Linked DNA regions of Homo sapiens: all the other regions are linked to region 1. A link is a contact called in ENCODE Hi-C or POLR2A ChIA-PET data. All regions are on one chromosome and are shown on one strand. The core of a region is the stretch at or near the end of the contact, and the rest is flanking DNA. Distances in the headings are between cores, read along the strand shown.

Region 1 (4,124 bases), core at 522-3,021:
TGAGATAAAAACTTTCAAGTATTATATTTGACATTGACATTGCTATCAACAGTAACTCAATTTATTATTGGCAGCTAAAACTAATATTAATAGCAATAATAAGAGTCATACACACACACACACACACACACACACACACACACACACACACACAGTCCTCCTACACAAAGAAGATAAAGGCCAGGAATCATAAAACAAACAAAAGGAATGAACTGTTTGCTGACTGAGTCAATGGTCGTTTTCACTTCAACCACTTGAATAAAAGAAGAAAAACTGCATCCAGTGTTCCTTTCCAAGATGGGGACTTGCTCTTTTGTAAATGTTCACAGGAATCTGAATGTGACCATATGCAACAGAAGTGAGCTCAAGAGCTGGGACACTAGTTTTCAGATCTTGAAAAATATCATATATTGATTGCTGAAAGGAACAATGCTGACTCAAAGAAACTTCAACATTGAAAAAAAAAGTTTAAATGAAACGGTTTTTAATTTCTAGGTATCTGCCCTTTCTGCCTGACTCATCTCTAGAGGGATTCAGTGTTCGAAAAGTTTCCTTTTCAGATTCTGCTTCTAATGCATGATGACACTGGGCAAGGTTGCTGAGGGCGGGTGGAGGGGTGGATGTCCTACAGCTGCAGAAGATGATGCAACCTTTAAAATGTTATCCCACCAAAAAAAAAAAAAAAGAAAGAAAAAAAAACAACAACACTTAAAAGCCACCCATAAACCTGAATTAGAGAGGTTGCCAATACCCCGTCCCCCAAATCTGCTGGCACAAATGTCAAAGCAAAAATTTCAGCACTAAATCGAATTAACAAACATGCCTTAAGCACAGCACGAGAGTAGCTTATTATAATTTGGAAAATTCCACAGTATTTATCAACTCCTAAGCAAGGCTACAATGCTCAGAAGTATACCACAGTAGACGTCATCGGCAGCCACAAGCGCGAGGGCTCTGGGTGTGTTGCTGTGGTAACCGCGTACTCAGCAGCAACATGCTGCCTGCCTCTCACTAGCCCAGAACCAGAGGCAGAAGGAAACAGCCAGCTTCCTGAAGGGAACAACCCAGGGAGTCACAGCACAGGCCATCTCCATCATTCACACCTGCGGGAGACTTCCTTTCAACAGTCTGAAATTATCTCCAACTAACTCTTAGAGAAAAGGTGCACAATTCCTTCACTCTAGTGCAGAACCACAGTCAGCACACCCAAGCACAAAGCACTAGAGAAATGTACAAGGAGCGGAGAGAGATTGGCCAGTGTCTGAAAAGTGTCAGGGTCATGCACTTAGGCGGGTCCAGGAATGAGGGGTTTTTCTGGGAAGCAGATAGAGAAGTACTGGTCCATTTCCAAAGTCATCCTGAGAAGCATTCCCTAGAGAGATCAGCAAGAAAGAAAGCAGCAAACTAGAGCATGAGCCTTTTGAGGGAAGTCGTTCCCACACAGAGGGAGAGCTAAAAAAGAAGACAGGACAAACAACTAGTACATGAGGACATGGAAACCCTAAAAGAGGAATTGGAAGCCTCCAGCACCAAACCCCACAACGTACTTTTGGATATTCCACATTAAGTTGAAATCAAATAGAAACTGTCGAACATACCTTTTCTACCGGCAGAAAGTCATTTTCTACTTCAATTGACCTTGGTCTTAGTTTGATTGGCTTGTCTTTGAAAATGTCTCCAAAGCCCACTCCCTTAACTTTCTTGGGCTGGATTGCTGCAGTTGCCACTGTCCCGTTGGCACCTTCAGACTTGGTGCTGCTTGAGTCACCCCCATCACTCTCGGAGCCTGTGGTTTCCCTTAAACCTGTCAAGAGTGGGGATGGGGAGAGAAAGAGCTCAGAAATCAGCCAGAGCCCTGAAGAAGAACTTCACAACCAGCCAGGAACCACCTCTAAAAGTGTGACTGGGCACAGGATAACTTGCACTAGGCTTTTGTATTCAGTATGTTGAGTAGTTTGACTGGCTCTGAGTTTTGTTTGATCTCCCCACCCCTTACTTTTAATTTTAAGATGTGAATCAAAACAACTTTTCAGAAAATCTAATTCCAAAGCAGATATCTTTGTACATGTGAAATTCACCCCTCTTTAGCCGGGAGCCTGGTTTTGATCCAAATTTGTTTTCCCATAGCCTGTGCAATAGCAACCCTTCCCACCCACCTTGTTGCCTCCCCACCCAGTCAGTACCACATACTGTACCTCCAATCTCTATGACTCATGTCAATTAGCAATTAGCAATGAAAGTAACATTTCCTAAAGGGAAACTGTAAAGCTAAAAGCCATTTAAACAAATGAGCAATTAAAGAAACCACACAAAATTATAACTGCCAAAGAATTCAATCTTTTTGGATGGCTTCACAAGGAATAAATGCATGCAGACATGTTTCTCTAGGAAAGCATTAAACCAAACTTGACATTAAGACGGTTTCACTAGCAAGACGATCATGTTTGTTAAAGAGGGAAAGGAAGCCGTCCTCCCAGAGGCCAGAATCCCCCAAACCTACAGCCCTTCTTCTCTCCTTTAAACACCAGTGTTTTCCCAAAGCTGAATCCCTTTCCAAAGAAGAACACTGGGGACATGACACTCTTCCTTTGATCTTCTGTGGCATGTGTTTGGAAGTCATAAAATAGTTATTAGCAAGACAACATGGACACTTACCTCCCCAGATTCTTTTTTCCCAAGGCTCTGCCCACAATCATGTTCCTAAAAGGAAGAGCCTATTTGTGTCTAGTTAATTTCTGGGTGTATTCTTCCTTTGATGGTCAGTATATCAATTATGCCATCAAAGGGCAGGATTCAAAGAATATTTTATGGAATACTAAACTCTGTCATTAACCTGTCTCTGAAAGCCTCTAGATGTGTAGAATAGCTCCTGAACATTTACTACATAACTCCTGATCATAACCATGCCCTTGAAATGAAAGTACGCCATCAAATGTTGTTCTCTATTAGCCAATTGTGCATTATCTTCCTACAGGTAAGGTGGCCTCCTAGTCCATAAGAATGATACACCAAATACTTGCTCACATAAAATCTCATAAAATGTGGAAGTCATTCAAATAAGGAAGTCTCAGTGCAGGAAGAAACTGTTAAATGAAAACAGACAAAATATAGAAAGGTCATTATAAACTGCTAACACGTTTCAGAATCAAATCCTTAAAACAATGGTTTTGTTTGTTGTTGTTGTCATTTTCCATAAAATGGTATTTTTAAGCCAAAAGGGTGGGGGAGGAGGAAGGTCCCCAGTGTACATTTTAATTAACTGAAAACCAGCATTTGTGAGCAAAAACACAGGACCGAATGGGGAACAGCCCACAACAAGGGGGTCGGCTGCAATTCACAGGAAGGATTAGAGTGTGTAAACATCAAGAACCCTCCCCCATTAGCTATCCATCTATCCATTTGTGTGTTTATCTGTTCATTGTTTTTGCAAATATCCCTGCTGGAGATATAATTTTGGAGTCTAAATATTGTGTCATTTCCCCCTTAACATGTTCTCATTTTGCCGTATGGATTCTTTCTATGTGATAAATGACTTGTATATTCCTTTCTGGCTTGGAAAGAGCCATTCAAGGGTGAAATAAAGAAACCATTAGTGGAAAGAAACCATCACCACTCCCCTCCCTCAGCACGCTCCCCTCATCACCACCAGAAGGCAGCAGGGCAAACAGATTAGGGCAAGTCTATTTTAGTTTTTCAAAGAGAAGAATTTCAAGGGTTCTTCTATCATTCACCATTAGCTAGAACCATAATATTTTCAGCCACTGCCATCCTCATTTCACTGAGCTTCTGGTTTTTGGGATTTACTGTCTTCTGGGCTCATCTTAATATGTTTATACTAATCACCGTGAGAAATACTCTACGTTACACAGAGAGAGGTTGCACAGTCATTCAACCACACAAGCATGGCCCGGGAAGGAAACACACAGCAGATTTTTCTTCCAGAACTTCTGGCAGGCTGGTTCTATCACTTTTAAGTGTATAAATTAAATATCTAACTATCTGTGTTGGTAAAATAATTCAAAATCTAGTTCCTTCCCTTTAGAGGGAAAGAAAGGTGACTTTTCATTTTCATGTTCATTTAGTGATATATCTTTTAGTGACTCGTGCCCATCATGCACATTATC
Region 2 (4,124 bases), core at 896-3,395, 380 kb after region 1:
TAGTATCTTAGAATCATCCAAATATCTACAACAAATAAGATGGAACAAATGACAACTTCCCCGAAAATGTCTGAGAAATATCCCTGGAGCTTTTCATCTCCAACCAACCCCTGCAGAACCCTAAAGGGCTTTCTAAACAAAAGATTAAATGGATCTTCATGATCATTTTAGGATTACAAATAATTTACTGCACTCTGTTACAACTGGACCCAGTATATTATGTATATAATATTTAAGCACACCATTCTTTTTTTTTTTTTTTTGAGACGGAGTCTCGCTCTGTCGCCCAGGCCGGACTGCGGACTGCAGTGGTGCAATCTCGGCTCACTGCAAGCTCCGCTTCCCGGGTTCACGCCATTCTCCTGCCTCAGCCTCCCGAGTAGCTGGGACTACAGGCGCCCGCCACCGCGCCCGGCTAATTTTTTGTATTTTTAGTAGAGACGGGGTTTCACCTTGTTAGCCAGGATGGTCTCGATCTCCTGACCTCATGATCCACCCGCCTCGGCCTCCCAAAGAAGCACACCATTCTTTAGAAGTCAGCTTTCATGTTAATATAACCAGGTTCACTTCCCCAGCATCTGTGCCTTCCTCTCTGGGAGCATCACAAGTTGGCATCATAGTGTGCCTTGCTGCCACAGCAACCTGTGCTTCTTCTAAGGAGGTTCCTGCTGCTGTCCAGGAGGGAGGCCTGAAGGCCTGGCCCACAGTGTAGGCAGTGGGAATGAGGAAGGGGGATGGCGTGACAAACACTGGATTGTCATGATTCCCCACATACATCTGGTTTTGCAGCCTAGATTAAATATCAGGGATATTAAAATGAGATAAGTACTAGAAAAATCCAAGTGCCATTCTTCATTTTGTTTTTGGTCATCTCTTAATCATTATGACACTATCAACAATATGAACGTCATCAAAAATTTAAAGGCCAACTCCTCAGCTCATTCCAGCCACCCCGCAATCTGACTCCAAACTCTTTTCCCAACTTTACCTCAGCACTGCCCTTTCTCCCATGCACCTTCTAGCTCATGCCATCCTTTATTCTACCCTGCTCCATCTGTTTAAACCCTGCCCATCTTCAAGACCCCCACTGTCCCCCAGCCCTATGATGCTCTGTGCTCCCACATGGTTTGAGGACTCTTATTCTGCTCTCTCTGTAACTCAGTCTCCCCTGGTGTGTTCCAGAGCCATGTGTGGCTGATGCAACTCTGGGTCTATACAGCTCCGGCCACTGTCCCCTTACATGGTGGCACCAATGCATGCACACAATGCTCAGAGGCAGGTGTGAAGTTAGTGGAAGGGGAACAAGCATAGAAAATCAAGTTTCTTTTTTCTCTAAACACAGTCAGGTTCTAGTGTCTACCTCAAGAGTCTGATTAATAAGAATTAGTTCTGTGTGAAAAGTTACAAAGAAAAGCCTAGGACGCCTAGACAGACGCTCTCATTGGCACCTACACAAACTCACCCACCCAGGCAGGGCCTGAACCTAGCTCTGTACTGCCCATGCTGCCCTCTAGGTGTTCATGGGCCTGCTCCGTATCTAAAGTAAGCCTGAAAATGGCTGAAAGCGCTCTTCAAACAGAGGGAAAAAAGAAAAACAGAGAAGAAAAAGGGCCAAACACACTTGAAACTGCCCACATTACCTTGAGGCTTTACAGAGGCTGCTTGTTCCACAGACATGCATGATTTTAGGCTGCCCTCTCATGGACACACATGAGAGTCACACCTTCAAATCATCTTTCCAGAAAATCTTTATTATCATGCTCACAGTCATCATCACCAGCATCATCATAATAAGAGGTAATAACTGAGCAGTTCCCAAGGACAAAGTGCACTGCTCAGACTTTCTCAGCCCAACCACCCTATGATGACAGAGGTGCTGTGATGATCCTTGTCTTACAGGTGTAGAAACAGAGGCACTTGAAGCCAGATTCCAATGCAAGAAACTGGCTTCAGGACCCACTTTAAAAACCATTAAATTTTTTTTTCCTAATCTCTCACATCTGGCGGAAAGGACCCACATTCTCAGTTACCGCTTTTCTGTGCTGCTTCCCTGGCACGGGAAGAAATGTAACACCTTAGTCTTAGTGCTGTAACGAAGTGATGCATGCAGGGAACAAATCTTAACCTGGCCCCAAGAATGAGCTTGCAAATCTAAAGAGAAGTCAAGTGTGACTCATTAGAGCAGTATGAAGTAAGCAGTACTGTGAGCCAAGCGCTGGCCCAGCTGGACACAGATGTGGCTCCTGTCCAGGCAGGCTAATTAGCAGCTTCCTCCTCACACTAGTGGTTTGAAAATGTTTGCTCAGCAATGTTTTAGGGCTGATGCTGGGTGGGGAAGGGGTTACAGAGGACCCTGGGGGAAGCTGTAAGGCCTCTCCTTGCTCATGCCACAATGCATGGCCGTCTCTTTCTTTTTTAAATTCAGTTTTATCCCACTGAAAGGGGTGGAGTGACTCAAACAGCCCAACATGGGCAATGTGGAATCTCTGTGTTCATTTGGTAGCCATGAGCTATACATGGCTATTTAAATTTCATATCAAAATTAAGTACAGTTACAGTTCAGTTCTTTAGTCACACTGGGCACACTTTAGGCGCTTAATAGCCACATGTGGCTGGCGGTTACCACCCTGCAGTGAGAAGCCTGGCAGCTCCCTCCTGTGATTCTCTCTCTGCACGTCTAGCTGCTCTGGGGCACATGTGGATAAGGAAGTCTGAGTTCAGTCGGGATTGAGATTTACTGGATGAGTAAAGCTTCTTCCACACAGCATCTGCTTCTTCTGCTTAATTGTTGAGCAAACATTTTGAGAATATCCATTCCAAGAGAAGCCAAATTAACTCATCTCCAGCTTCCACCTTCTGACTCTACATGTTTCTCCCAAAGGCTGTCAAAAAGCCCTTGAGCTCATTCCGAGGTAAGGAGGGCTGGAGCACAAACCATGGCCTCTAACAAATAAACCAGTTATTACCAAAACACAGCCAGATTTAAACCAGAGGAATTGAGGTAGATTACTGTGAACACTAACACCAGGAGATGCCCTCTAAAGACACAGTGTATCCAAGAAGTAATGCTTGATATGGTTTGGCTCTGTGTCCCCACCCAAATCTCATCTTGAATTGTACTCCCATAATTCCCAGGTGTTGTGGGAGGGAACTGGTGGGAGATAATTTCAATCATGGGGGCAGTATTCCCCATACTGTTCTCATGGTAGTGAATAAGTCTCACGAGATCTGATGATTTTATTTCTGCGTTTGCATCTTCCTCATTTTCTCTTGCCGCTGCCATGTAAGAAATGCCTTTCGCCTCCCTCCATGATTCTGAGGCCTCCCCAGCCATTTGGAACTCTAAGTCCAATTAAACCTCCTTTTCTTCCCAGTCTTGGATATGTCTTTATCAGCAGTGTGAAAATAGACTAATACAGTGCTGAATTCAGTTCCAAAAGAAAGTCTTTATGTATGGCCTGAAATCCTAAAATGTCTAACTTTCCTACCCAATCATCCTTTGTCCATGTGCCCTATTTGTGTGCATTTATCATCTTTTTTTTATCTTTTTGAGACAGGATATCACTCTGTTGGTTGCCCAAACTGGAGTACAGTGGCACGATCATTGCTCACTGCAGCCTCCAACTCTTGGGCTTAAGTGATCCTCCCACCTCAGCCTCCCACGTAGCTGGAACCACAGGTATGTGCCACCATGCCTGGCTAATTTTTTTATTTTTCAGTAGAGACAAGGTCTCCCTATGTTGCCCAGGCTGATGTTGGAACTCCTAGGCTAAAGCAATCTTCCTGCCTCAGCCTCCTAAAGTGCTGAGATTACAGGCATGAGCCACAGTCTATGGCCATCTCTTTCTTTTTTTAAAACCAGGGACCCAGTTTTACCTTTGAACTCCATAAGAACTTATGGAGAACAGATCCATGCCTACATGCTTGCCAGGGGTTGAGAGGGTAGGGGTGGGAGGGAAGTGGATGTCTATAAAAGGCATCATGAAATGTACTCTGTCTTGATTGTATCAGTGGTAACATTTTAGTTGTGATACTGTTCTATAGTTTTGTAGGATACTACCACTGGGGGAAACCAGGTAAAGGGTACATGGGCTCTCTCTGTAATTTTTTTTTTTTTTTTTTTG
Region 3 (4,124 bases), core at 656-3,155, 310 kb after region 1:
TGCATACTCTGCCCAATAATTCTATCATCTAGGAATGTACACTTAGAAAGTAATCATGGGCCGGGCGCGGTGGCTCACACCTGTAATCCCAGCACTTTGCGAGGCCGAGGCGGGCAGATCGCTGGAGGTCAGGAGTTTGAGACCAGCCTGGCAAATATGGTGAAACCCCATCTCTACTAAAAATACAAAAATTAGCCGGGCATGGTGGCACACGCCTGTAGTCCCAGCTACTCGGGAGGCTGACACAGGGGAATCACTTGAACCCAGGAGGTGGAGGTTGCAGTGAGCCGAGATCGTGCCACTACACTCCAGCCTGGGCGACAGAGTGAGATTCGAAAGTAATCATAGATATGCGGACTTTTACATTTACCCAACAATGTATTTTAATAGGGAAGAACTGAGAATGACCAATGAAATAAATTATAATATTACAGCCATATAATGGCATGCTATCTAGTCAGAAAAAGATAATTACAAAAGAGAATTCACTTTAGAAAAACTCATGTATTAAGCTCTGCATAGAAAAAGACTGGAGGTGTATAACCACATTCACAATGGTTACTTGGAATGGGGAAACCATATTCACCATGGTTACTTGGAACTTGGAATAGTGAAACAACGTATCTTCATTGTGATTTCTATCTTAGAAATGTGTATAAATGGCTAAATGTTCCTATATATAAAAATGTTTCTAATAAGACGTTTTAAAGGTTTCTTGGGGGTGACTGAAACAGCTGTGATTTCAAAATAAAATTTTAGTAGCCATTTAAAAAAAACATTAAAAATAAAACATTGCTATACCATTACCATTAAAATACCAATGAAAAATAAAGTCCTCGTTATGAATCTGCAGCAAAACCTTTCTTTTCAAATTCTGCTCTGTCGTTTGGACCTGTTCACATTCAGAAAAATGCTAAAAAGGCTGCCTGGCGAGGAGCCTAAAGAGGCCTTCCTGATTTCTACCTGCAGTTTGTAATTTGTTCCAGGAAAAAAAAAAAAAAAAAAAAAGGCAATCACCTAATAGGTAGTTCGAAAAGCACCTGAGTAGGAAAATATTTACGGGGTAGGTTTCTCTCCCATTTCTTTCCCTCGAGACCTACCAACAGGACAGTCCTGACAGCGACTGGCCCAGTTTCCCAATACAACCCAGAGAAGCACAGGAGATGCGCCAATTTTCAGGAGACGCTTCTAAAAAGACAAGTTTTACTTTACAATGCAGGATAATGAGCAGCCTTCACTACTCATTCTCGACGTTAACAGAGGAAGATGCCGCTGCGCGGCAGGAGCGCCTCACCAGGACAAAGCGGGGTACGGGGGGGTCCTCGGTTCAGGCCCCGCAGGCGACGCGTCCAGGGCCGCCTCGAGGACAAGGGCACCGTCCCCGGACACCGCCTTCCCGGCCCCCGCCCTCTTAACAGATGCAGGGAACCGCGGGGACCGCAACCTGCCCGACGACGGCGGAGGATCAGGGTCGCGGCAGCAGGTGCCCGGGTCGCCGTGCCTGTCGAGGGACCTCAGGGGCGCCGGGCAGCTGTCCCCTGGAAACCCGCGCCGGGTCGCCGCGCCCAAGGGAAGGCGCTGACCGAGGGACCTACGGGGCGCAGAGGAGCTGTCCCAACAGAACCCGAGTCGGACCGCCGCATCCTCCCCGCTGCCCCATCCGCCACCCCGAGAACCGCCCCTCCTGGGTGGCGGACACGCCCTCCCTGCGGGCCCAGGCCTCCTCGCCCCGCCTCCCCCCGAGCCGCTCACCCGGCCGGGAAGCCCCCGCCGCCGCCGCCGCCGCCGCCGCCGCCGCCGCCGCCGCCGCCGCCGCCGGCCCCTCGGGCCTCGCCCCTCACTCTGCCGCCGCCTCCCACAGCAGCGACACCCCAGCCACCTCTGCCGGGCCGCGGGACCCGGAACCACTTCCTTCCGGAACCGCCTCGCCCCGCCCCCACCCCGGCCCCGCCCACTGCTCGCGGCCTCGCACTGGGCCCGTTCTCCAGCCGACCCCTATCCTCTACTCTCCCGGCGAGGGTGCCCCGCCCGGGCTTCTCGGACCAGAGCGCTGCGCCCCCTGCCGGCCGTTCCCACTGCGGCCGCTCTGTCCAGGGCGCCTGCGCCCTCTGCCACCCGCCCGCCGGGTCCGGCTAGAGCGCCTGCGCCCTCTGCCGCCCTCTCGCCGGAAAGGAGGGGACCTAATGGGCGTTCCAGGTCCAGGGATCCTGGGGGTTAAGGCCCAGGGATTGGAGGTCACCCCTCAGTCATGGGCAGAACTTGATCCCGTGGGCCTTCCAGCTTTGTGCAGATCTCTAACCATTCACCTACCCTCTATCCATTTCCCACTCCTCAAATTAAGCATATTCCCGGAAAACAAAGCCTCCCCTCTGGACTTCCCAAATGGTCGGATGGTACCAACATCTATCCGTCATCCAATTCAAAAGATTGCCTCATCTCTGTCTACTCGCTTGGTTTCTCCCCTCCCACACTCCATGCACCAGCCTCAAAGGTAGTGTGTCTTCTTCACTCTTGAAGCTTTCCGCTTGACACTGATATTCTTTCTTCCCCTTGTGAAATAGCTCTTTCAGGCTCTGTGCCATCTGGTAGTAACACCTTTTGCCCTCCCTTGTCACTGTCACCTACTGACTGTCTGGCATTAGTTTTCCTCTCCATCTGATTTACTGCCATCCTCCCAATGAATCCAACATCCACAACCCAGCCTGGTTTCCTTCAGTTCCTCAATCCGAATGACCTTTACTTCTACTTTGTTCACCCGTAGTCTAGAAAATCTAGATATTCATCACTTGATACTGCTCCATCTCTAAAACCTTAAATGTTGAAATCCCACTACCCAACTTAAACCCATAGCCTTTGACTACAACCACTTTTTTATTTTTACTTATTTATTTATTTTGAGACAGAATCTCTGTCACCCATGCTGGAGTGCAGTGGTGTGATCTCGGTTCACTGCAACCTCTGCCTCCCGGGTTCAAGTGATTCTCCTGCCTCAGCCTCCTGAGTAGCTGGGATTACAGGCTGCGCCACCATGCCCGGCTAATTTTTTTTTTTTTTTTAGTAGAGACAGGGTTTCCCCATGTCGGCCAGGCTGGTCTCGAACTCCTGACCTCAGGTGATCCTCCCGCCTCAGCCTCCCAGAGTGCTGAGATTACAGGCGTGAGCCACAGCGCACGGCCTATTTATTTATTTAGAGATAGAGTCTGGCTCTTGTCACCCAGGCTGGAGTGCAGTGGTGCGATCTCGGCTCACTGCAACCTCTGCCTCCCAGGTTCAAGTGATCCTCCTGCCTCAGCCTCCTGAGTAGCTGGGATTACAGGTGTGCGCCACCATGCCCGGCTAATTTTTGTATTTTTAGTAGAGACGGGGTTTCACCATGTTGGCCAGGCTGGTCTCAAACTCCTGATCTCAAGTGATCCGCCTGTCTCAGCCTCTCAAAGTGCTGGGATGACAGGCATGAGCCACCGCGTCCCGGCCTTTTTTTGTTGTTTTTTTTTTTAAGAGTCAGGGGTCTCACTTGGTCGTGGTCCTGGCTGGAGTACAGTGGCATAATCATAGCTCACTGTAACCTCAAACTCCTGGGCTCAAGTGACACTCCTGCCTCAGCCTCTAGAGTAGCTGTTGCAACAGACGTGCACCACCATGCCCAGCTAATTAAAAAAAAAATTTTTTTTTGTAGAGACAGGGTTTCGCCATGTTGCCCAGGCTGTTCTGGAACTTCTAGGCTCAAGTGATCCTGCTGCCTCGGCCTCCCTAAGTGTTGGGATTACAGGCAGGAGCCACTGTGCCCAGCCTTCAACCACTCTTGTAAGCAGAGCCCCCTGCTTTGCCCTTTGACTTGTCCTAACATTAAACTACCACTTAAAACTCCAGTCTGCATTTTCCATTCCTACGTCTACATTTCCAAACACTGCTTGGGCGGGGAGAAAGCCACACAACTATCAAAGAATGATGCCACTACAAATGTGTGGATGCCCACCACAGTGGAGAGCCTGATAGCACTTTGTAATCATTTTATGTGACCCTTTTATGTGATCTTTTTTCCAATAATTGCTGTTACAAACCCTTTTACCACTCTTTTTAAGCCTTATGCAAATGATCATTTTCCTTTCTTCATATATGACTTT

The links. A loop is a pair of places that touch in the nucleus more often than their neighbours do. ChIA-PET counts read pairs that join two places held with the same protein, here RNA polymerase II (POLR2A). Pooled maps may share reads with other maps.
Region 2: a pooled map shows a loop between it and region 1 (2.6-fold over the local background). The contact joins two enhancer-like sites. A Hi-C loop is called at or near these places in 1 of 168 maps with a recorded cell type or tissue (MCF 10A) and 3 of 50 pooled maps. POLR2A ChIA-PET finds 5 or more read pairs at or near these places in 1 of 52 experiments (MCF 10A).
Region 3: a loop to region 1 is called in a map of CD8-positive, alpha-beta T cell, with 11 times the contacts of the local background. The contact joins the promoter of BCLAF3 here to the enhancer-like site in region 1. A Hi-C loop is called at or near these places in 1 of 168 maps with a recorded cell type or tissue (CD8-positive, alpha-beta T cell), 3 of 37 single-sample maps with no recorded cell type and 10 of 50 pooled maps. POLR2A ChIA-PET finds 5 or more read pairs at or near these places in 1 of 52 experiments (activated T-cell).

Annotation. Positions count from the first base shown.
Region 1 is chrX:19,682,225-19,686,348 of GRCh38, forward strand. It overlaps SH3KBP1 (SH3 domain containing kinase binding protein 1), which reads right to left. Exons shown (of 18, transcript NM_031892.3): 6 at 1,599-1,804. Among named protein-coding and RNA genes, the nearest start is that of MAP3K15, 170 kb to the left of the region's middle. Within about 2 kb of position 1,772, at least 18 of the 41 ENCODE cell types and tissues checked have a DNase peak (open chromatin) inside an H3K27ac peak, as active enhancers do; they include CD8-positive, alpha-beta T cell, where a contact is called at or near this core.
Region 2 is chrX:20,065,671-20,069,794 of GRCh38, forward strand. The region is part of intron 1 of MAP7D2 (MAP7 domain containing 2); the gene reads right to left. Among named protein-coding and RNA genes, the nearest start is that of MAP7D2, 49 kb to the right of the region's middle. Within about 2 kb of position 2,146, at least 4 of the 41 ENCODE cell types and tissues checked have a DNase peak (open chromatin) inside an H3K27ac peak, as active enhancers do.
Region 3 is chrX:19,989,156-19,993,279 of GRCh38, forward strand. It overlaps BCLAF3 (BCLAF1 and THRAP3 family member 3), which reads right to left and starts at 1,906. Exons shown (of 12, transcript NM_001367774.2): 1 at 1,753-1,906. It overlaps LOC729609 (a long non-coding RNA gene), which reads right to left and starts at 624. Exons shown (of 2, transcript NR_024440.1): 1 at 531-624. RefSeq lists silencers at 1,289-1,658, 1,729-1,778, 1,819-2,248.